4 separate regions of the Homo sapiens genome follow, and all the other regions are linked to region 3. Evidence: chromatin contacts called from ENCODE Hi-C or POLR2A ChIA-PET data. All regions are on one chromosome and are shown on one strand. The core of a region is the stretch at or near the end of the contact, and the rest is flanking DNA. Distances in the headings are between cores, read along the strand shown.

Region 1 (5,727 bases), core at 2,126-4,625, 300 kb after region 3:
CCCTGGGAGATGAATGGGGTTATCTCCATTTTCCAGGTGACAAACAGAGATTCAGAGAGGTGACGAGAGGCTCTCCAAGGACCCATATGGAAGTGTCAGCTGGAATTCAACCCTCAGGCAGCCTGGCTCCAAAGTTCACAACCTTTCCTACTTGTTTCAGCCCTGCCCTGCCTTTCAGGGCTAAGAAGATGTTAGTAGATGTTCCATAAATATTTATTAAATTGAACTGAACTCAGCAGCTGAACACACGCAGGCCTCTTCCACCCTGACCAAGAGGAATCCTTTGAGGGTCTGCAGTATGGAAAGAAATTCTCTGAGGCGCTAAATAAAATCCTGCTCTGAGGTGCAAGGAGGACTTTTTTGAAATTAATAGCTAACAAAGTTTATGCAGACCCCAAAAGGAAAAACAGAAAGGAATTGGAATCATTTTAAAAACAGAGTCGGTAGATAATAAAACTTCACGGTGGTGGTGTTGTCTTTCATCAAGAAGCACGAAGTGCTCACAGGCTTTAATTACATCTTCATCCCTACGGCCCCTTCTGAAGTCGGTAGATGCACGTTAATAGTACCTTTCGTTTTAGGCATGGACACATTCCGGTACCAGAAGCTTTAGCAATTCTCCCCAAGGCAAGCAGAGTACAGAGCTGGATCGGGGCGCAATGACTCTCCAGGCCAGCATCCCATGCTACCTCCAGTTGTATTTCCTGACTCCGCAGCTGAAACCAAGGACTTCATTGACATATTTAGGGGTAGGGGGATCTGAAGGTCTAGGAAAGAAGGTGGGCAAAACCAAGGAATCAGGCCTCCACTTTGGCCTGCACACCATATAAATCCCCTCTTTGTTCACCCATATGCACATTCTTTAATTTAGGCATGGTTTCCATTTGTGTACATCAATGAGTTTGCTCAGTCACAAGGGTGCCGAAGCCTGAGCTGGACCACTCACTTTAGGTAATGCCACAGCAGACAATCAGTGCCTCTGATCATGAAGACTGGAGAAATGTGTCTGGGCTGGGCCCATGCATGATGCTTGGGAGGGAAACTCTCCCAGTGGACTCTGCGACTGGGATGTGGAAGCTCAGACAGCTAGAGATGGGAAAGGAAACTTAAATTGCAAAGGAGTAATCCTTTTTTTTTCTTTCTTTTTTTTTTTTTTTTTTTTTTTTTGCTAGTTCATTTTCAATCATTCATTTCCTGGCTTAAAAAATAATTAATAGTAATAATCGCATATGGCTTTTTAATGGCTCTCCATTGCCAAATACTATTTAAGCACAAATTTCTTCACTAGACACTGGAGCCCAATCTACACACTTGATGGTGTGGCTCCATCTGGGACCCCAGTCTCATTTCTTGTTCTTAATTTCTGTACAGTTATTCCTAATTTGTGAACTGCAGACCTGCAAGAGGCCAGGGCGTTTCAGCAAGGGGTCCATAACTCTTAGTGCCACACCAAACATGGGCAGCAGCTGAAATCCATAGTATGTAAAACTCAGGCGAATTTGAAAGGCCGTTAAATTCCTAGCAGCTCTTTGTCATTACGTGTTTTCTTGGGTACGAAGTTTGACAATTGTTACAAGAAGGGGCCTGCATTGTGATAACAGTTTTCAACCTGGGATCCAAGGAACCCCACGGAGATTCCCTGAAGTATAGATGGAGGGAGCACGAGGATGGAGCAGGAGCAGATGGGGACACCCCATGCCCGCACACACACAGCTAATTCATCCCTGTAACCAGAGAGACTGTTTTGATCAGTTTTGTACACTGGGCTTTCTAGTAAGATTTTATTTGAAGAAAGGACTCTGCCACAGAGGTGAGTGGGGTAGTTTGCAAGCAATGGCTGCAGACAAAGTACATGTATTTCTAGCCAGTCCCTTGCCACAGTTCAGTGGGGCACAGTGAGAAATCTGTCAGCTGCCCGCTCTGTCCAGATCCACACAGTAAGAACTCTGGGTTTGTTAGTGTCTTAGATGCATTAAGTCCCATCTGGCTCTTAGAAATAACAAATGAACTTGTAGATTAGCCAATCTTTTTTTTTTTTTTTTTTTTTTGAGACGGAGTCTCGCTCCGTTGCCCAGGCTGGAGGGCAGTGGCATGATCTCGGCTCACTGCAACCTCTACCTCTCTGGTTCAAGCAATTCCCCTGCCTCAGCCTCCCGAGTAGCTGGGATTACAGGCATGCACCACCATGCCTGGCCAACTTTTTTGTATTTTTAATAGAGATGGGGTTTCACCATGTTGGCCAGACTGGTCTCGAACTCCCAACCTCAGGAAATCCGCCCGCCTCGGCCTCCCAAAGTGTTGGGATTACAGGCGTGAGCGACCGCGCCCAGCCAGATTAGCCAATCTTATTGTCAGTGCAAAGACAGTATCCACTTTGCATATGTACTGCTGAGGGAATCATTAGAACATTCACTGCTGCTGAGGGTCAGGTGGGGAATTCTTTATATACCAGCTTTTCTTGTGGGCCAAAATCCCTAGAGGGATAGTGGCCACTTGGGGTCCATTTTTATCTCCTTCAGTTTCTACCCAAATGTGTCTTTGCTTATGTGGCTGGGGCCTGCCACTCAGGCTTTCAGGACACAGTGTGCCCCCAGGCAGCCTGGGCCTAGAACAGTTGTAGTAATAAGAGGTGACAAAGCAGGACCTTGAGACAGAACTTCCAGAAATTCTTTAGCTGAGCCTCCGTCCTCCCAGCCAGGTTTCAGACAGGATGACACATAAAGAAATCTCTGAACAATCCAGAGCAGTGCACATTAGCGAGTGAAGCTCAGGCAGGAAATGGGAAGGAATGCCTTTGTCTCTGCTTTCCACCCTGCCACCCATAGCTCATTCTCAAAAGCCACCTCCCCAACACTCAGGCTCGGGGTAAATGCTACAAAACGTGGTGGAAACCTCTCACGACCTCCTCTCTGTTGCATGAACGCCTGTTAGAGGCGAAGGAAAACAATGGCAAACAGACCCAGGCCTGTCACAGCTGTACTGGGGCCAGCTGGAATGTGGCTGTGCGTGCGCGTGCATGTGTGCGTGCACGCCGGTGCACACGTGGGAATATAAACATCCTTGGCTCCCCAGCTCCTGTGTGCTGGATCGTGCTGAGTGGGCGCAAAGTTCTGCATGTGTCCGAGGCAGGGAGGGGCAGCACCAGCACACCTAGGCGCTCTCATTTATACATTGAAAGGCGGGTGGGGGGGACAAAGGAGAAGGTTTGGGAATGGCTGGCTGTGTGCCCGTGTATGTATGGGCACATCTCATTGTTGATATGTCTTGGGGGAAATTGAGGGAAATTTTGTGCTTGGGTATGTGTGCACACATGGTAGGCGCCCACACTCAAGTGTGCAGAGGGGGAAGCTGAAAGAAAGTTTCGAGATTCTGTGAACATTCTCAGTTAGAAAAAAATCTGGCAACTCCCCATACCACAGGTGGGTACACATTCAATGCTTGTGAAGTTCATTTCCTGTACTAGTTACCAGCCCTTGTTTATACAGGACACAAGATGTGCTTGGTAGCAAAAGCTCTAGGTCTCCGGGGTGAGTTGAGGGAGAGTGTGTATGTGGAGGGGGTGGGGAGGGAGTGTGGGCATCACCGCACAGGTGCTCTTGAAGTACACATGAAATCAATTTTCAATATTAATCCATAATTCCACTCATATATGTTCAGAGGGGAGAGAAAGTAGAGCTCTAATTTTAGAATGACCCCCTCCTTCATTGCTCCAGTGCTGTTTTAGCACCCAATCTGCTCGGGCCAGTGGCAGCTCGGGTGTCCTCGTGTGTGTTTATGGGTTTGAAACGCATCTGGCTTGTTCTTCTTTGAGCTTTACTTTGTGAGCCCAGCCCCAGGAAGTGTTTATGAGCTTTTTCACTTTGCTTTATTCTGGCTCAGCTTTGTTTGGTAGCACAGAAGGGTAGAGTTTGACATAAATACTCTGTTCTTTGTGTGAGGGCTTCAGATTGCAGAGGGTCCTAGGACTGGCATTCCATAGGAAAGTTGAGGAGTTTGACCCAACCCCATGATCACACACCTGTAAGCGAACATTCTGCACACCTCAATATGAGAAGAAACTGCACTCTCTAAACAAACTCCTGGGCACGTGACCTCCTCAGAGTCTACTTGCCAGTTTGTTCATCCAGATGGTGACCAGCTCACAATAGACACTCAGTGACTGCTAATTAACCATGGAATATTCCATTCCACTGCATTACCAAAGTGCCAGCATCACTCCTCAGCATAGCTCAGGACCTTGTCCAATCAGCTGTCTTGAACACCCACTTTGATCCACGGTTCACGTTCATGTTATAGTCATGAGCCCCTGCTCCTCCGCCAGTCTAGACTCAAGGAAGCAGTGGCACAAATCTCCTGGCTGTTGGGTTCCATGGAGCAGAGAGCCTGAACCCACCCGGAAACCAAGTCTAGACAAAACAGAGCTTTGAGGTTTACACCCACAACCTTTGTACCGTCGGAAGCAGAGGGTGCCAGGGGATCCACTACACGCTCCCTGGGAAGCAGAAGCCAGAGGTGTCGTGCTATTTCTCCATCTGGCCAAGGGTTTAACCCTGCTGAAGACTATTTCTGAGGGGAGTCTCCATGATGAGGGGACCCAAAGATGCTGATGGGGTCATTTCCCAGGCTCTGTTCTGGTCCAGTGCAGGGCTCCAGTTGTTGATGGTGATGGAAGTTTGCTTTATACTTGGTCCCTGCTTGGTTGGAGTCCTCTGCCACCCTCTGGCAATTCACAACATCTAGTCACTTGGAGACCTCTGAACAATAGCAGGACTCTAAAGACTGGGACCCATGGCTCCTCAGTGAATTCTGAAACTGCTTTGAGGTGCTGCCTAAAGTTCAAGGAGAAGCTTACCAAGGAACGGGGACCTGGGGACAGCAATGGAAATAGAGACAGTGAGGTACAGGCCACTCGCTATCCTTTGTAGGAACTTTCAGCTCCTGTTAGCTAGAGACCGTTGCAGAGTCAACATTCTACGCAAGCCAGCGTGGCACCCTGCTTGTCTATGATTCTATTCAAGGCCCAGACATAACCAGCCTTCATGGGCTTCCAGACCACTGAGATTGCAGCCTGGGGTGACCTCCTACCCTGTCTGGAAGGGTCTCCACCCCAGGCCTGGTCCTGCAGGAAATGGTTCCCGTGGGGAGAACTCCTACTGCTCCAAGGCAGCAGCTTCCTTGGTGTCATCAGTTTACCTGCCAGTCTCATCTCTGAGAGGGTACCAGTTTCTTTGGCTTCCCCGCCTGTCCCCAGAATGATTCCAACACTTTTTTAGCCCCTGAAAGCCTTGGAAGGGTGCCCACTTGCATTTCTAGTGAATAGCATTTCCACTGGAGGCCCTTCACCCAGGGTTCCCTACAAAGGGGTTTGCTTTTAGGGAAGGGCAAGGTGACCCTGCTTTGTCCTCCTGAAGCACCACTTGTGGCTCTCCATCACTGTGCCTGCCATGCAATCATAATCCTCCCCTTTCTGTCTCTGCCCCGCTAGCCTAGAAGTGCCTGAAGGCAAGAGCTGTCTTAGAGGCACACTGGGAAAATAGGGGGCCCTGGGTCCTGATTGAGTGAGGGCCCAGCTAGGGCCAGAGGGCCTGGGCTCACCAGCCACTGGGCCTGGATAAAGGTGGTTTTCAAGGGGTGAGTGTAGTCTGGCCTGTCTGATTCTCATCCCCACTCTCTGATAGTGCTATGTTTTTCACCTTGAAAATGAAGACATACTACCCTGAGCCCTTC
Region 2 (5,428 bases), core at 1,837-4,336, 270 kb after region 3:
AGTCACTTAGTAGGTACTTTCAGTTTAAAACAAGAAAAAGGTAAATGTATATGTTTTTCTCTTGTTAATCTGTGTTTTCTTGTAGTGCTCTCAGCCACGAACCTTGAGATAGGTGAGGAAAATATATTATTTTTCCTCCCTTACATTGAGCAAGATGCTGTCTGTTCTCTGCAACTCCTAATTGTTCTCTCTTCACCTCCATTGTCTGCCACGAAAAAAAAAATGCTACATTGTTCACACATTAAAATGGATCACTCAAAAGTGTCTGAAAAAAGCAAGAGGAAAACATATCCTAATTCCAAATGTCAAAAATTAAGTGGCTCCTCCTTGAGACTACCTTTTTGACCCCAAGAAACAATAAGAGAGTGCCCTATACCCAGTGTTTGACAAACCAATACAGTACTCTCCTGCCCAAGGCCCTCCAGGCCTTCACCACAAACCATGCTGCAGGGACAGGACGTAAGCACTGCCTCTGATATGGAGCACTTGCTGCGTGTCTGACACACACTTTACATACACAATCTTCTCTAATGCTTCCAGTAATCTTACAGGTAGAATTTTGTATTATTCCTTCTCTACAGATGAGGAACTGAAGCAGGAGAGGTTCAGTTTGTCACCAGAAAGGATGAAATGTGGATTTGAACTCAGGCAGTTCTACTCTCTTTTCTCTTTCATCCCTTGCCCTGTAATATTTCTGTTCACAACTCTTATTCATCCTAAGTTCACTAAAGTACTCAGCATAATACTACACACACAATAGTAAAGAACTCAGTGAATATTTTCTAAATAAAAGAATCACCAGGAACAATGCTAGTAGTTTGATCTTCTACTCTGAGCAGTGATGCTCAGAATATAGTAGAGGTTCCATCACTGCCTTATCATGTCACCATTTTTAAGGAGCAGAAGACATGCACAGGAAAGTTGCCCCAGGAAATGTTCACAAGAAAGAAGGACACAGGTAGCATTCTTCCCCGTGAGCTGATAATCTGCCAAGCTGGTACCACCCATGAGATTCTAGTGTGGCATTTTGTATCATTAATTACTTTTACTGAAAGTAATTACTTTTACTGAAAGTAATTAATGATGCAATTCAGAGATATTTTAGGGGTGTGTGTGTGTGTGTGTGTGTATGTGTGTGTGTATCAAAGTTCAACTTTGTCTCCCTAATCCTGCTAGCCTTCTGGCCATTCTATTAAGGTATTGCAGTCCTGGTGAAGATTCAGAAATGTGTGGTCCCCGTCAGCCTACAGGGTGAACATTTTGGATTAACCCAGAGAGCCTTGAACTCTGTGCATAATGTCTTTTAGGTTGTGTGTTGTGAACAAAGCAAAATGACTGCTCAGAGACAGGGTTGTAAAAGTTTGTCCAGCAAAACCAGGATTGCCAAATGAGAATTCTGGAAAGGGAGGATAAGGATTAGGTAATGGGAGAAAAGTGAGTGAAGGCAAGGAGAAGTGCAAAATATCTGATTCTAGCCTAAAAACTGGTCTTGGAACCATTTGGAAGGGTCATTTTTTCCATGTTTTATTTTCAATATCATCACCATCACTTTTATCCTGTGGCTGTGAAAGGACTTTCTTCATTCCACTCCAGAATTCAAAGAGGCTTCTTTTGCACAAATGGAGGGAAGGCACTCATCACACTTCTCAGCCAAACATCCTAAGTGTGAGAGAAAACACACTGCCTACTTCTGAATTTCGGTGAGGGCAGGGTTCAGATGGAACACATATTTTCCAAAACTCCAAATAGATCTGGGAGGAGAGGAAACCATTAAATCACTAGACATAAGTCAGGACACATTTGGTTTTGTTCCCTATCAAACAGTCCCCCCAAATCTCAGTGACTTGCAAAATCCATGCATGTCTGAGACTCTCCAGACAAGCTCTCCATGTGTGACTCAATATTGCACTTCAGTATTAACATGCACTGCCACAGTTGCCACAGTAGGGGAAGGGAAAGGTGGATGGGGGAGAGAGAGAAGAAAGTAAGAAAGAGAGAGAGATTGAGCACTGATAATTAAGTCCTTCCCTCAAAAAATGATATACATTCCTTCTACTCTCCTGGCCATGCAGCCACTCCTAACTTCCAGGAGGCAGGAAGGTACCACTTCCTCCATGTTCTGAAGGAAAGGGGAACTGGATATTGGTGAACACCTGTAATGTTTGGCATGCACAGCTATACCCAGTGGGCTTGCAAATGTTTCCTTCTTCCATATTCACGCTTGTATATACCTTTCCCTCAGATTACCTGGCATACATCAAAGATTTATGGGGTAGTGTTCAGGAAGACCAAACAGTTTTGCAGCCTATTTTAGTCCACAGGTGACCTTTTGAAATAGAGGGGTAGCCAAGAAAGACCAGTTAACTCTGGGTACTTTTCCCCTAGAGCTTTCAGACACAAGTAACTCTGGGAAGGGATAGTGGGTTCAAGGGAGCCATGGCCTGATTTCAATGACACATTCAAGATAGAACAACTAGTTTGAGTGACCCCAGACCATCATGCCTTGTGTGAAAAGACTTTTGGAAATGTGCCCTTCCATTTCCATTCTGCCGCTTGTTACCAGACATGATGCACGTTCCTTCAAAGCCCTGTGACTTTTCCAGAAAGCAGCTCTCCCTGCAAGAGAGAGAAACTTTCCCTTATTATTCTTTCAGTAATGAATTCCTGCTCTGAATGGGCTGCCTCCATGTGTTTTCAGTCAAGTGCTGATGGCAGCCTTGCCTGGGGGCATTTCCAAAGCTGAGGACATAAGAGATGAAGGAGGTCTCATATTGACAAGAGCTGCTTTTGGTTTTCCTTCCAGTTTAGCCCTCCTGAGCCTTGAAATGGGAGATAACAAATGATTCATCAGTTCTTGTTGGTGAACCAACATGACCACCACACCTCTTTGCTCCTTTCAACCAATGAAAAAATCATGTTTTAAAGCTTTCCTCAGAGAGGTTTGTGGACCTGGATTTTGGTGACTTAACAGGGATTTAACTTTCTCAGACCAAACCAGTATTTTGTAGATGCCAAGACTTCCTTTCTTCAGGTCTCAAACATAGACTTCGCGTACCCTGAGGTGATAAGAACAAAGGAGAAATTAGGTCACCCTGTTTCCTGCCTAAAACCTAATCTCAAGTACACAAGCTGCTTCCAAGTAAGCTGTGGTGGTAGGCCATGTTTGCTGAGAGCCAGCCCACTCACTCTCCCTAAAGCAAATGTCTTCAGACAATAATTCAGCTTTCAACCTACCTGCATGAAACTTGTACAAACTTTTAGTTACAGTTGGGCTATTTTCTTTCTTTTTCTTTTTTTTTTTTTTTTGAGACAGAGTTTTGCTCTGTCGCCCAGGCTGGAGTACAGTGGCGCGATCTCAGCTCACTGCAACCTCCGCCTTCCGGGTTCACGCTATTCTCCTGCCTCAGCCTCCCGAGTAGCTGGGACTACAGGCGCCCACCACCACGCCCGGCTAATTTTTTGTATTTTTAGTAGAGACGGAGTTTCACCGTGTTAGCCAGGACGGTCTTGATCTCCTGACCTCGTGATCCACCCGCCTCGGCCTCCCAAAGTGCTGGGATTACAGGCGTGAGCCACCGTGCCTGGCCCAGTTGGGCTATTTTCATTGGGAAGAGGAGTCTCAATTATCTCCGGTAAAAGGGGACACATACTGTTAAGGATATAGGTGGTGCAGAATTGGAAAGCCTTCTGGAGGGGAGGCAGCCCTGGGAATTCATTATCCTGGGGTCTCTGCTTTTCTTTACATGTCTGCCCAGGGCTACTCTCACTCTCCCAGCAGATTTTGTCCTGCATACTATAGTTTATTTACTCAAAACTTCAGTTTGCACATGGCTCACCCTGTGTTTCTCTCTTAGCCTTTCAACTTCAGTTCCCATTGGCTTTTTTCCTTGGTTAAAATTCTGAAGAGAGAATCTGATTAGCTCGGACTTATCTTAGTGTTTTGTCTCAGACAACATCATTGGTCACTGGCTAACCAAACCTTTGTTGGATAAGGAAGTCGCTGAAAACATAGCTGCCCAAGCAGCAGGAGGTGTGGGAAGGCCAGCTTTTCCTAGAGGGGCTGTGAGAGGGCAAGACAGTGATGAACTCCAGGGCATGCTTTACACCCTCTAACTGGACTACTGCAAGCATACTCATTCCCTCTTGCTTCTTGCTCATAACTGTAGACCTGGTCCCCTTACACCCTCACAGCCTAGGCATCTCTTTTCACTGCTCACCTCCAGCCCCTGACTCCAGGATCTTACTTCTCACCCTGTTAAAGTGCCCAGTCACAGAGGTATAGGACTAGTGAGTGGGAAGGAAGAGCTGTTGAGATTTATTTAAGAATATACAGAAGATTAGGGAAGGTGTGTAATGAAAAGAGGAATGAAAATAAAATCCCTCTCTCAGCTAAAGAAAATTGTGTTCCCACCATGGGACCCAGCTACCTTTCCTCCTTCCACCAGTCTTTGGAGTTACTTCCTTTTCAAAAAAAAACAGACATCAGCAGAAGCAAGAGGAGCTTCCATTGAGGAACCCTGACCAAGCAAGTGGGAAGATATTCTCTCTTCATTAACCCCCAAGGTCTTCTCTGTCCCCTGCAAGGATCCCTTGTCCCTATCCCTGATCCTTGCATTTCTCCAGCCCCCACCCTCAGGTCTTGTAAAGTCCAGATTCTTGACTAAGAAGTCCCAAATAACTTTCAAACTAAGATTTTAAAACACAAGTGAAGGACTCGGTTTGGATCAAGTTTTTGCCAATTGTGTTCTTAGTGCCCAAAGCTCTTTATTGGAAGTTATTCACAAATCTTCATGATGGTTTTTGGACGACTAGTCACGTGTGGTGTTGCCCTATTTCAAATGAGTCAGAGAAATTGTGCTTTATATGAATTCATGCATCAACCAGAGGATTAGGGGGAAAACTGAATTGTGGTAGTATGCTTTACCATTTATTCATTAGATACTATTACTTTTGTACCTCATCAGATGGCTAAAAGCCAAACCCAAACCAAATGTATTCAAATTTCAGTCTGCCCATATTATTTTTAGTGGACGTGAGTCTAGGAGTGAAGGAGAGGCTAGTCTAAATGTCTGTGTTTCCTTGCCCTTTCTTGAACTCCGGGTATGTCAAAGGTGATTAAATCATTGGTCAAACTTTGTCCTGTGACTGACACTTTTATCTAGTGACTAGAATTGCAACATTTCCCTAGGAGCCTATGATAGTTTTTCCAAACCTGCTACTGTGGGGTTCTAGTCAGTTCCTCCAGAGCACCTCCAGATCCCTGCCCATTCTATTTAGAATCGGAGGTTTAAGTCTATTGCCACTGGCTGTCCTCTGGGGCCCAGAAACCTATATGGGGTTTGTCCAGCCTCTCATCCCAGCACCATCGTCCAAACCCCACAGTCATTACCAATCTAACAGCTTGAAAGTTGATACAAAGATGAGGCAG
Region 3 (5,625 bases), core at 887-3,386:
TACCCTAGTGGATATTACATCTGTGGGATGACAAGCTGCATTATGATAGAGTTGCACTGTGCTCAGCAGCAGTTGAGTAGCCAGCACCCACAGGCAACCTCTATGGGCAATCTGAAAGTGAAATCTTTACTGAATTGAATGGAATCTGTGGAGATCTTCGATAGTCTTCCCTTGAGGTGAAATCTTGTTTTGTTGAGTGGTTTAAGATGTTTTCTAGGGTGTAGCACTTTGCAGAAGTGCTTTCCTCTTTCATGATAGGTGACCCAGTTTGGAGATCAGGAAGATTTTGTCATCCTTCACATTGCAAGACTTGAAGACTTGCAACTCAAAATGGTATATTTTTTTCTTTTCTTCCAATAGAGAACAATTCCACTCTAGCACTCAAGTATCTAATACTTTTGGGACATGTTGAAACTGTTTCCATTTCATCTGATTTCACTCAGCAATTATTTATAGAACTCTCTGTGAGGTAGGCACCATGCTAAGTATCCTGAGGCTGACAAAGACATCCTTTCTAAGTTGAGGCAGTGACAGAGGGCACAGCAGCCATTGCTAATTGTCCTTGCTGCAGCCTTGTTGGGTGACACCTCTGGCTTCCAGGGCCTCATATTTTCACAGCTTCACTGATAACTCTCTGAGAGGAATTGTCCCTCCCACTAAGATTCCCTTCTAGAAGATGAGTTTTTCCATGAGCATTTTAAAATTTTCTTTGTTGCCTTGTTCATTTTTTTTTCCAACATTTAAAAGAGCAGAAGTGAGGGCGAAGAGAAAGGAGAATATTTAGATCTGAAAAATGCACCAGTCCACTTTTAATCTACTTTTGGGAAGATGATTGTAAGATATTCTGTACCCACTTAGGGATCTCCTGCCCTTCGGATACACATGCCTTAACTACCATCTTGCTAGAATAGAAGGTCCTGTGTTTAGGCATCAAAGAAAGGAATTGCACTGAGAAATTTTAGTGATAATTCTTTTATTGTAATCGTGATTTTCTTCCTCCTGCTAATCTTTTTAAGTGGTATTAAAGGAAGCTTCTTGCCAGGCAGTAATATTCCTCCATGAGCACACGATCTTTTTCCTTATTTGGCACTGGAATTTCATCAGGCTGTATTAGTCTGAGCGAAACATACTCTAGGAATACCTTTTTTTTTTTTTTTTGAGACAGAGTCTTACTCTGTCACCCAGGCTGGAGTGCAGTGGCGCCATCTCAGCTCACTGCAACCTCCGCCACCCGGGTTCAAGTGATTTTCCTGCCTCAGCCTCCTGAGGAGCTAGGACAACAGGCGTACGCCACCATGCCCAGCTAATTTTTGTATTTTTAGTAGAGACAGGATTTCACCATGTTGGCCAGGCTGGTCTCTAACTCCTGACCTGAGGTAATCACCTGCCTCAGCCTCCCAAAGTGCTAGGATTACAGGTGTGAGCCACCGCACCCAGCCAGGAATATCTTTAGAATAGTTCTATAGTTAGGAACGTTGAGACCAGGTAACAAGGGATTTATTCAATGGGATGACAATTTTTATACACCATGCCTGAAGCAAATAAAGGTGATCAGTATTTATATTGCAGTATTCAAATACTCTGGAGCCAAATAGATAGGACTACCTTAAAAATGTTCTTGTACATGTGGGTTTGATCTTAAAGATATTAGGGATGGTAACATACCATTCTATGTATATACATGACCAGGCCTTAGGTTACTTAAGGGTGATGGAATGACCATTGTGTGTGTCTTGTGTCTTGGTGGCCTTCAGTGAATTCTGCATGAGCTCTAGTAGTAACTGCCACTGCTGTAGTATCATGGAAAAAACACTGAACTTAAAATAGTTTTCTTACCTGTAACAAAATGGACAACAATCTCACAGAGTTTGTGTGAGAATTAAAGGAGAAAATACTTGGGAAGAAGTGCTTTGAAATCTCCATTGCACTCTGCAAAAGCAAGGAAATGCGCTTGTGATCAGTATCATGTTGACGTGGAGTGAGTTACTCCCCAGCTGTTCACGATATGGTCGCCCACAAAGAGCAAGTAGGTCACTTCACCAAACAGAATTCTGTATGTATTACAGAAACTCCCAGGCTGAGTCACCAAGTAAAATGAAGGGCAGTGTGCTCTATTTAAAATGTTCATTTCATTTTCGCATTCCATTCTTTACTAACAGAATGGTTTCACTTCATTTCCAGTCACTTTCATTTTCAGGTTGTCAAGCTTCACTTAGTGTCAGTTGTGTTCCCACACTCAAACATGTGCCTTGTCTTCCTTGATCTTCTCTCTGAGGATGTTTCTCTGACTAATGTGCTGTGGTCAGAACAAGAGCATTGCCACATGGTGCATTTCCTAGGTAGGCATGTCTAAAATCATTAAGTGGCCTAGCTCAGAACATTCTTTGTGACCCTTTCCCCTCCCCACCCAGTGCCTAGTGACTGATTTATCTGAATATAAGGCTACTTCCACTTTTAGTTCAAGGGCCTTGCTCCCTGCCTGCAAGAATCTCTCTAATCACATTGCCCTCCCTCCACCCGCTTTCCCCATTGAAACCAATGTTTGGAGAAGATAGAAGAATGAAAAGAACATCTCAGGTCCTGTTTTTGTACCACCTTCACTATTGTAGCACCTCTTTTGTGTTGCCAACTGAATATGGTATACATGGCTTTAAGGGGGAAAAAAGAAAAATAAAACATAAGAAAGTAGGAGAGCTCCTAGCTTTCTTAAATGAATTAAAGGCCTTAGGCCAGAGTGAATTATATTATAGATTGTAGACTAGATATGGTGGGGAAGGTTACTCAACAACTTGGTTGGGAAATAAATTAATATATAAAACCATCAGATATCAGAGCATAGTTGTGGAAAGTCACCTAAGGAAAGTCATTGTCTCTAGGCCAAAGACTGGCCTAGACGTAAGTAATGCACCAGTGTGTCAGAAAGGGGGTTGGTCGACATCAGAAGCACCCAGAGGCAAACACTGGTTGTGCCCTGTACCCACAGTAACTGTCCATAGAAATGTGAATGTTGGTAGTCTTCAAAGTTTCAGTGTCACTGGCAAGTCCTTCTTTGTTGGAAATTCAATTTAACATTCAAGTTCTATAGCAAATGCCTCCTATTATGATGTCTTGTGTTTACAGTTTGCCTCTGTAAGTAGAACCCTCTAAAGGGAAAAATGCTCTGGTCAGATTGTTATGGTCTGTATGACAGATACATAACTGTTGTAAATCAACACATTGGCATTCTCGTTTGCTCCACCAGTTTGTTGTGAACTTCGTCAGGGGAAGGCATCATGCCTAAGTCTATTCAACTCTGGGATACTGACAAGGTCAAATTTCTGTGCCTGCAAGGCTGGGACTGGACCCAAGCTGTACAGTTCATACAATGAAATAGTGCCATTTAGTAAAAAAGGGAGATAATATGGCACTTGGTTGGAAGTTTGGCTCTAGAATCTGATTGAACTGGGTTTGAATACTAGGTCAGCCACTTACATGCTGTATGACCTAAGACCCCGCTCTAAAAAGGATATTATCTTTACACTGACCTCAGAGGGCTGTTTTGAGAATTAAATTAGACAATCCATGTAAAATACTTGACTCAGAGCCTTACATAGAGCTGTTAGCAGCAGCAACAACAGCAGCACCAGCAGCAAGGTAAATACCACCATGTGTGTCCTTTGGGTGGTCAGCAGTTTGCTGAACAATTTGGACTGGTTTAGAACCCTCCTAACTCACTACTGGGGACTTTCCATTGGAACCACAGCACTGGGTAGTGACAGAATTTGCCAGTGTAATCACATCATTTATGAGAAATGATAGCAATAGGGTTTGGTGTCATAGTAATGGAAAATGGCACTGGACACTATCCTAATTTTGAAGAAATGGAGTGAAGAAGAAGACATGTTCCAGAATGCACAGGACATTGATCTTCAGCAAATTTTTAGAGTGGATTACTGAATGATTACGTGTGAGAAAAATGTGATTATTAGGAGTCAATATGAGCTCATTGAAAACAAAACATTCCTATTTCTAACATCCTTAAAGTCTTTCACAGTTCATCTTATTGGTTATGGAAATGTCAAGGGATAGATTTTTATTTCTGGGAGGAGTTTGGCTAAGATTTTTATGATACTCTTGTTGTCTTGTTGAGGTTAAGTAGATTCATAGCTGGTTGAACAAATGTCCACTGGCAGTTTTGACCTGATGGATGGACTAATGTCCATCTGGAGAGGGGTCCTCAGGGTAAGCCTCAGGAACCTGTCTAGTGATGCTGTTCTATCCAATTTTCTCATTAAAAATTTCTGACGAAAGCACAAATAATGTGCTTTTGCAACAAGTGAGATAGGATTTTTTAAAGATCTGTGTAGGTTGATGGGCGGATTTGCTAATAACAACCATATGTAGCATTTATTGAGTACTTACTGTGTGCCAGGCAAAATGCTAAATGTGTTGTATGACTTCTCTCATTTAATCCTCACAGTGACCCTCTGAGGTGTATACTAGTAATATTCCATTCTATAGATAGATGTAGAGGCACAGATATGCTAAGTCATTTACCCAAGTCCCACAGCCAATAAGAGGCACAGATGGCAGAGGACCATTTGTCTATCACCAAAGCCCATGCTCATAACTGTATTATGCTACTAGAACCAGTGAGTCAGAATTTTACACAGATTAATGTAAAGTCCTAAGCTAAGGTTAACAAAATAGTATGTTAAGTCTTGAAGGAGGAAGCTTAGGTTGATAGCAAGTAATAAGGAAAAGATTTAGGGACATTAGTTGGTGGGAAACTCAATGTGATTCAATACTAACGTATACCTACTTTTAAAAAAGAACAACTAATAGGAGGGTGCATTATTAGAATATAGCATCATGGATCATGGTGGCAGTAGTTCTTCTCTAAGAGTCCATGTCCAGAGTACTAGGTCAGGTCTGTCATTAAGGGGGTCCTTGACCATTATAATCAGGAGAATAAGAGGTCTGGATTTACATCCTAAGAGGAAAAACGGTGAACTAATGTCAGGCTGGAAAAGAGAAAAACCAAAGAGGAATATGAAGACAACCTTCAAATATTAACATAGTTACATGATGAGAAAGAGTAGATGCCATTGGTGTCTAAGAGAGTAAAAAAATCACTTCTCATTCCCTGTTGAGAAATGGACTCTGGCATCAGGTTGATGGAGAACAAAATGTCAGCTTTATTCCAGTAAAACCATATTAGAGAATGTGGCCTGATCTGTGGCTACAATCAGGCCTTTTATACCCTTCCCTAGTTAAACACACTCTCAGAGTCAGGTAAGGCCCTGGACAACTGTTGTTTGCAGGAGGAGGGCAGTTCCTGTGTGAAGGAGAAGGAGAAAGTGTGCATCCTGAAGCCAGGGGTGCACCTGACTTCTCGACTGTGAATGAGAGAGGAGGAAACCTAGTTCATATCTGCACAAAAATTCTTTTTGGTATCCTTGAAGTGGGCTGAAACAAAAAAGATCAAAATGTTACTCTAGCAGGAGGCCACTCATGGAAACCTTAGGCAGGGGAATTGTGTTACCCCTGGTACTTACCAACTTTAACTTCAGTGGGGCAACCAAGCCAATGGAGCACTCTTATCTCTGAAATGTTTGGCCTCTGTACAGAATGATGTGAAAAAGA
Region 4 (5,950 bases), core at 2,200-4,699, 280 kb before region 3:
CTGGATGTCTAAATCTCTTGGTAGACTTGGGAAAATTTCATCTAGTATTTCATTAAATAGGTTTTTGAGCATTTTTGTTCTCTGTTTCCCTTTGAGGATACTGATAATTTATATATTTGATTGCTTTATGGTTTCCCATATATCATGACGACTTTGTTCATTCTTTTTTATTCTTTATTCAATTTTTTTTTTGGTCTGCCTGGGTTATTTCTTTTTTTTTTTTCTTTTTTTTGAGACGGAGTCTCGCTCTGTTGCCCAGGTTGGAGTGCAGTGGTGCGATCTCAGCTCACTGCAAGCTCCGCCGCCTGCATTCATGCCATTCTCCTGCCTCAGCCTCCCAAGTAGCTGGGACTACAGGAGCCTGCCACCACGCCTGGCTAATTTTTTTGTATTTTTATTAGAGACAGGGTTTCACCGTGTTAGCCAGGATGGTCTCAATCGCCTGACCTCGTGATCCGCCTGCCTTGGCCTCCCAAAGTGCTGGGATTACAGGCGTGAGCCACCGCGTCCTGCCTGGCTGGGTTATTTCAAAAGGCCCATCTTCAGGTTCTGAGACTCTTTCTTTTGCTTGGTTTAGTCTATTGTTGATGCTTTTGAGTGTACTTTGTATTTTTTCAAGGACTTCTTCAGTTCCAAAATTTTGGTTTGTTTCTTTTTTATTCTATCACTGTGGTAAACTGCTCCTTTATTTCCTGAATTGTTTTTCTGATTTCTTTGTATTGTTTTTTGAAATTCTCTTGTATCTCATTGGGCTTCTTTAGTATCATAATTTTGAATTCTTTTTCTGGGATTTCTTTTTTTTTTTTTTTTTTTGAGACAGAGTTTTGCTCTTGTTGCCCAGGCTGGAGGGCAATGGCACAACCTCAGCTCACTGCAACCTCTGCCTCCCGGGTTCAAGCAATTCTCCTGCCTCAGCCTCCTGAGTAGCTGGGATTACAGGTGCCCACCACCACGCCTGGCTAATTTTTTGTATTTTTAGTAGAGATGGGTTTCACCATGTTGGCCAGGCTGGTCTCGACCTCTTGACCTCAGGTGATCCATCTGCCTTGGCCTCCCAAAGTGCTGGGATTATAGGCGTGAATCACAGTGCCCGGCCCAGCATTTCTTGAATTTCTTTTTATTGGGATGTGTTGCTGGAGAATTATTATGTTCCTTTGGAGGTGTCATAGTTCTTTGCTTTTTCATGTTTTCTATATCCTTGTGTTGACATCTGCACACCTGGTATAATAGTTGCTTCTTCAAATTTTTTATTTTTTTATTTTTAACTTTTCTTCAACTTTTGTTTTAGATTCTAGGGGTACATGTTCAGGTTTGTTACAAAGTTATATTATGTGATGCTGGAGTTTGGAGTACAATTGAACATGTCACCCAGGAAGTGAGCACAGTATTCAATAAGTAGTTTTCAATCTTTGTCTTCCTCCCTCCCTCCTACCTCATGTATTTTCCAGCATCTGTTGTTCCCATCTTTATGTCCATGTGTACCCAATGTTTAGCTCCTGCTTTTGGATTTTCTTTCATAGGAGATGTATCAATGGTGCTAGTTGGGTGGGCTCTTTGGCTTTGATTCTGGGTGCATTCAGTTGTGTAGTCTCTGTATTATTTCTTTAGCTATAAACAATATCTGTGTTATCTGTGATTTCCTCCATGGTTTATGGTGTGGTTATTAGTGGAGCTTATAGTGAAGTTTGGTGGGACAGGGATGCTAGGCAGGCCACTTTTTGGGCCCTATTGGTGGTAGCGGTGGGCTGATCATACTTGTTCTTAGGCCCCAGCACAGTGTGCAGTGGCACTAGTTTTAGTGGGACCAAGAGGTTCAATTCTTGGCTCCCCAGGTGGCTTGCTCAGATGCTGAGGTGGTGGTGGCAGAGGTGGGGTGGGCAGGTGAGCAAGTTCTCATGTCCCTGGGAATTTGGTATGGTGTGGGTAGTGGCAGCAGCAGTGAGGAGAAGACCCTCTGGGTCCCAAGCAGTATGTGCTAATGTTGATGGTGGCTGTGATGCAGGGTCACTATCCACAGCCCCAGACACACAGCTCTTAGACTTGTCCACTCTTGGCAGCAACAGTACTGTACTGCTATGCCAAGGAGGGGAGGGGCCCCATGTTCACGTATGAGTCTAAGCATGGAGGCCACACCACCAGTGGGGGCACAGTTACTACTTACAGCCCCAGACAGGCAGCTCCTCCGGCTTGTCCACCCTGGCCCCTGGCAATAGCAGCAGTGGCAGCGGCTGTAGTGGTGTGCAGAGGAGGAGAGAGGCTCCTGTTGTATATGTGTAAACCTGAGCACAGAGACCACTCCATTGGTGCAGGCAGGGTCACTGCTTCCAGCTCCAGACAGCTATTATGCTTACCCATCTGGGTTCCTAGTGACAGCTACTGCTATGGCAATATGCAGAGAAGGGGAGGAGATCTTTCCACTTGTGAGCTTGAGCACAGAATTTGTGCTGCCTTTCCGGTAGAATGCACCTTTGGTACACTGTAACTTTTTGGTACACTGCACCATTCCCTGAGGAGTAGTGTTTTCCATGGGCTAGAATACTGGGGACCCTGGAGCACCTTTGGGTCCAGCCAGTGCTATGCTGCTGTAGCCATTTGAGTCAACACTGGGGTTGTTAGTGGGAGATCCCAGAATGTGGAGATATGGGGCCTCTGATTTCCAGGTCAGGATGCAGTCCTATGACAGCTGTGCTCTCACAGTAGTGCTCTGCAGTAGCAGCTTAGGCCTTGGGGGTGTGACTGACCCAGCATGAGTTCCTTGTCTGGTGCAATGCCCTTGTGGGTCTCCAGATCACCACCCTTGCTAGTATCAGGGTTTGTGTGGGTAGAGGAGCTCTCCCATGGTTTGGATTGCTGCAGTCCACAGTGGGGACATGGATTGTTAAGGTTCTCTCACTTACCCTTCCCTATGATAATGAGTCCCTTGGGGCTCATAGCTGATCTTGGCTGAGTTGGTCACTTGCTTCCTTCTCCTTCTTTGCCTCAGGTGTTTCCTGTGACTAGATCCTGTTGGACACTAGTGTTCTCTTCTAGATGTTCTATTATAGGTGTGATTATTTTGGTTATATATTAGTAATTTTGGTTCTTTCTGGAGAGGGTGAGTGTCCAATCTCTCTAGTTAGCCACCTTGAATACATCTCTGCTGAGGAGTTCAGGAAGAGCAGAAGCTACCTCTATGCTCCTGCTGAGTCAGGCAATGCCTATACCTTTAATTCTACCAGAATTGAAGTAACAAATTTGTCTACTTTAGGGCAATAAATAAAGTCAATATACACCTGACTACAAAGCTTCGTAGACTATCAACATCAGTTACTTCTGACAGCTTGGTTGTAGATGTGAAAGGAAATGGGTTCATTGTATCTGATGCTGCCGTTAGACCAAGCTGGCACCACAGAAGACCTGGAATTTGTTAATACTGCTTAACTTTCATGTTTCCTGGTACAATCAGGATGAAGGGAACTGTAACCACTAGGTGGCATCTTTTAATTAGAAAACTGTGAATACTCCATTGCTCACTAGGATCCTTGTGGCCTACTTAGCAAAGCAATTGCCTGTGAGAGCAGCTGGTGGCAGTCTTTAAGATGCAGATTTCAAATAGGAGAGAAAGGAAGAGATAAAGATAAAAAGAGAGGAAAGAAGTGGGAGGGCAAGAGAAGAGAAAAGGAGAAAGTAAACAGGCGTACTGTGAAGGAAGTAGTAAAATGCCATCAGTAATTAGCTCAGGAAAGTGGTATTTATGGCATTTGTTGCTTACCATTGTTTCATTTCTTTATTTATTTGACACGTATTTAATGGGAATTAGGAATTCTGGCTGAGGATACGAGATGCTGTTTCTACCCTCAGAGAGTTGATAGCTAAAGGGAGTTTAAAATATCTCAACTTAAAATCTTGACCCCCTTCCTGTAGAGTATGTTAAATAATACATGAAATAATACCTTTTATTTTTAGTTTTATTTGTTTCGTATTCTCTATTTCATTCCCCTATCAGAGAAAAGAGTTTCTGGAGTACTCTAGTTGACATACTTTGAAAATTAGCCCCTTGAGGGCAGGGAGTGTATATTATTGAGGAATCTGGAGCATGTTGTTCCATCCCTGACTCTTATTGATGGGGGGGAATGTCCATACGTTGAACGAATGGTAGGATCAGATGAGAAACCTCAGCAAGGTGTCTCCTGGTTATAGTCTACAGCCTTCCTGGCTCTTTGTAGAATTTAGGCTTCTGACTTTGAATGCTTTCCTGACAGCACCATACTCTCCTCTGCTATATAGCACACTATCATATTGCCTGTTTACGAGGCATTTGTGTTTCTCCACAGTGATGAATTCTTTTATGGTAGGGTCTGTTTCTAATTTAATTTATTTATGTAGTTTCAGTGTTTAGCAGGTGGTGAGTGCTCAATAAATTTTGGTTAAATGAATGAATAAATCTGACTAATTATAGTGTACTTGGTATAAGATAAATTTGTATAGGAATCCTTTTGGAGAGAGTTAATTTTTGGATATGCCAGAAAGACCATCCTTTAAGATTTTTTTTACATATGTGAGGATGATTAGGCAATTACTTTGAGTGTAAGATATGGTGCACTTTCAAAGATAACCAGAAGATATACCAGTTGTATGCTAGAGATGGATTTGTAGTGCCAATTCTACAAATACAACTCTTAAAAAAGTTTTTTTTTCAGAGACAGTCTTGCTCTCTTGCCCAAATGGGAGTTCAATGGCTCGATTATAGCTCACTGCAGCTTTCACCTCCTGGGGTTGGGTGATTTTCCTGCCTCAGCATCCCATGTAGCTAGGACTACAGGCACATACCATCAGGCCATGCTGATTTTAAAATTTTTTTGTAGAGATGGGGATCTTGCTGTGTTGCCCAGGCTAGTTATAAATCCCTGGCCTCAAGGGATCCTCCTGCTTTGGCCTCCCAAAGTGTTGGGATTAGAAGTGTGAGCCACTGCCCCTGGCCAACTCTTTTAAATTTTAAAGTGGATTCTGTTGCGTTGTCTTAGATAAGTAGCCCAGCTGCAGTCTTCTTGTTTCTTTTTTCTAAAATAATAGGCACTGATGACATCTATTATTTGCTCCTTCAGGATCTAGGGCCTGCCGAGGACTTCATCTTATAAAGATGAGTATGAGAACTGAGACAAGGTCAAGTAGAGTAGTAAAAGGTGGGCAGAGAGGGATTTCACTATGGCGGAATTCTATTATACCAGAGGATAATGTCAGTAGGCCAACGTCTGTTTGTTGAATGCCAGAACTTTCATATTCAAGAATATATATTAGAAAATAGATGTCATTTTATTAATAGACCTTTTTAGAAAGGTCTATCTTATAAAGGACACATTATAAAAAGCCTTCAAAAAACAAAAATTTTAACAGCTTTTTGAGATATAATTTACATACCATACAATTCACCCTTTTAAGGTACACAATATAGGGTTCTTTTTTTAGCATATTGACAGATTGTGCAACGATCACCACAGTCTAATTCCAAAACATTTCACCACCCCAAGAAGAAACCCTGTACCCAGTAGCAGCCACTCTCTCACTCTGCATTTCCACCTTCCCCAAGCCCTTGGAAATCTCTATTTGCTATCTCTATAGATTTGCCTGTTATGGACATTTCATGAAAGTGGAGTCATATAATGTGTGTTCTTTTGTGACTGGCTTCTTTCATATAGCATAAAGTTTTCAAAATTAGTGTTGCAGCATGTTATCAGTATTCTTCATTCCTTTTCATTGCCAAATAATATACTGTTGTATAGATAGAACTCATTTTGTTTATCCATTTATCAGTTGATGGACATTTGGTTTATTTTCACATTTTGGGTATTATGAATAATGCAGTAATAAGCATCCATGTACAAGCTTTTGTTTGGACATATGTTTTTATTTCTCTTGGTTATATCCCCAGGAGTAGAATTGCTGGATCATATGGCAGCTCTGTGTTTAATAA

The links. A loop is a pair of places that touch in the nucleus more often than their neighbours do. ChIA-PET counts read pairs that join two places held with the same protein, here RNA polymerase II (POLR2A). Pooled maps may share reads with other maps.
Region 1: a loop to region 3 is called in a map with no recorded cell type, with 12 times the contacts of the local background. The contact joins two enhancer-like sites. A Hi-C loop is called at or near these places in 2 of 37 single-sample maps with no recorded cell type and 6 of 50 pooled maps. POLR2A ChIA-PET finds 5 or more read pairs at or near these places in 2 of 52 experiments (activated B cell and naive thymus-derived CD4-positive, alpha-beta T cell).
Region 2: a pooled map shows a loop between it and region 3 (5-fold over the local background). The contact joins two enhancer-like sites. A Hi-C loop is called at or near these places in 3 of 37 single-sample maps with no recorded cell type and 6 of 50 pooled maps. POLR2A ChIA-PET finds 5 or more read pairs at or near these places in 1 of 52 experiments (activated CD4-positive, alpha-beta T cell).
Region 4: a loop to region 3 is called in a pooled map, with 2.4 times the contacts of the local background. The contact joins two enhancer-like sites. A Hi-C loop is called at or near these places in 2 of 168 maps with a recorded cell type or tissue (B cell and dorsolateral prefrontal cortex), 11 of 37 single-sample maps with no recorded cell type and 9 of 50 pooled maps. POLR2A ChIA-PET finds 5 or more read pairs at or near these places in 1 of 52 experiments (CD8-positive, alpha-beta T cell).

Annotation. Positions count from the first base shown.
Region 1 is chr14:68,503,521-68,509,247 of GRCh38, forward strand. It overlaps a transcript of RAD51B not described here. Among named protein-coding and RNA genes, the nearest start is that of RAD51B-AS1, 180 kb to the right of the region's middle. RefSeq lists enhancers at 1,878-2,441, 2,410-2,469, 2,442-3,005, 3,006-3,569. Within about 2 kb of position 3,376, at least 20 of the 41 ENCODE cell types and tissues checked have a DNase peak (open chromatin) inside an H3K27ac peak, as active enhancers do.
Region 2 is chr14:68,481,070-68,486,497 of GRCh38, forward strand. It overlaps a transcript of RAD51B not described here. Among named protein-coding and RNA genes, the nearest start is that of RAD51B-AS1, 200 kb to the right of the region's middle. Within about 2 kb of position 3,087, at least 8 of the 41 ENCODE cell types and tissues checked have a DNase peak (open chromatin) inside an H3K27ac peak, as active enhancers do.
Region 3 is chr14:68,208,820-68,214,444 of GRCh38, forward strand. All of the region lies in intron 7 of RAD51B (RAD51 paralog B), which reads left to right. Among named protein-coding and RNA genes, the nearest start is that of RAD51B, 390 kb to the left of the region's middle. RefSeq lists enhancers at 1,740-1,939, 2,110-2,389. Within about 2 kb of position 2,137, at least 16 of the 41 ENCODE cell types and tissues checked have a DNase peak (open chromatin) inside an H3K27ac peak, as active enhancers do.
Region 4 is chr14:67,930,707-67,936,656 of GRCh38, forward strand. All of the region lies in intron 7 of RAD51B (RAD51 paralog B), which reads left to right. Among named protein-coding and RNA genes, the nearest start is that of RAD51B, 110 kb to the left of the region's middle. Within about 2 kb of position 3,450, at least 10 of the 41 ENCODE cell types and tissues checked have a DNase peak (open chromatin) inside an H3K27ac peak, as active enhancers do.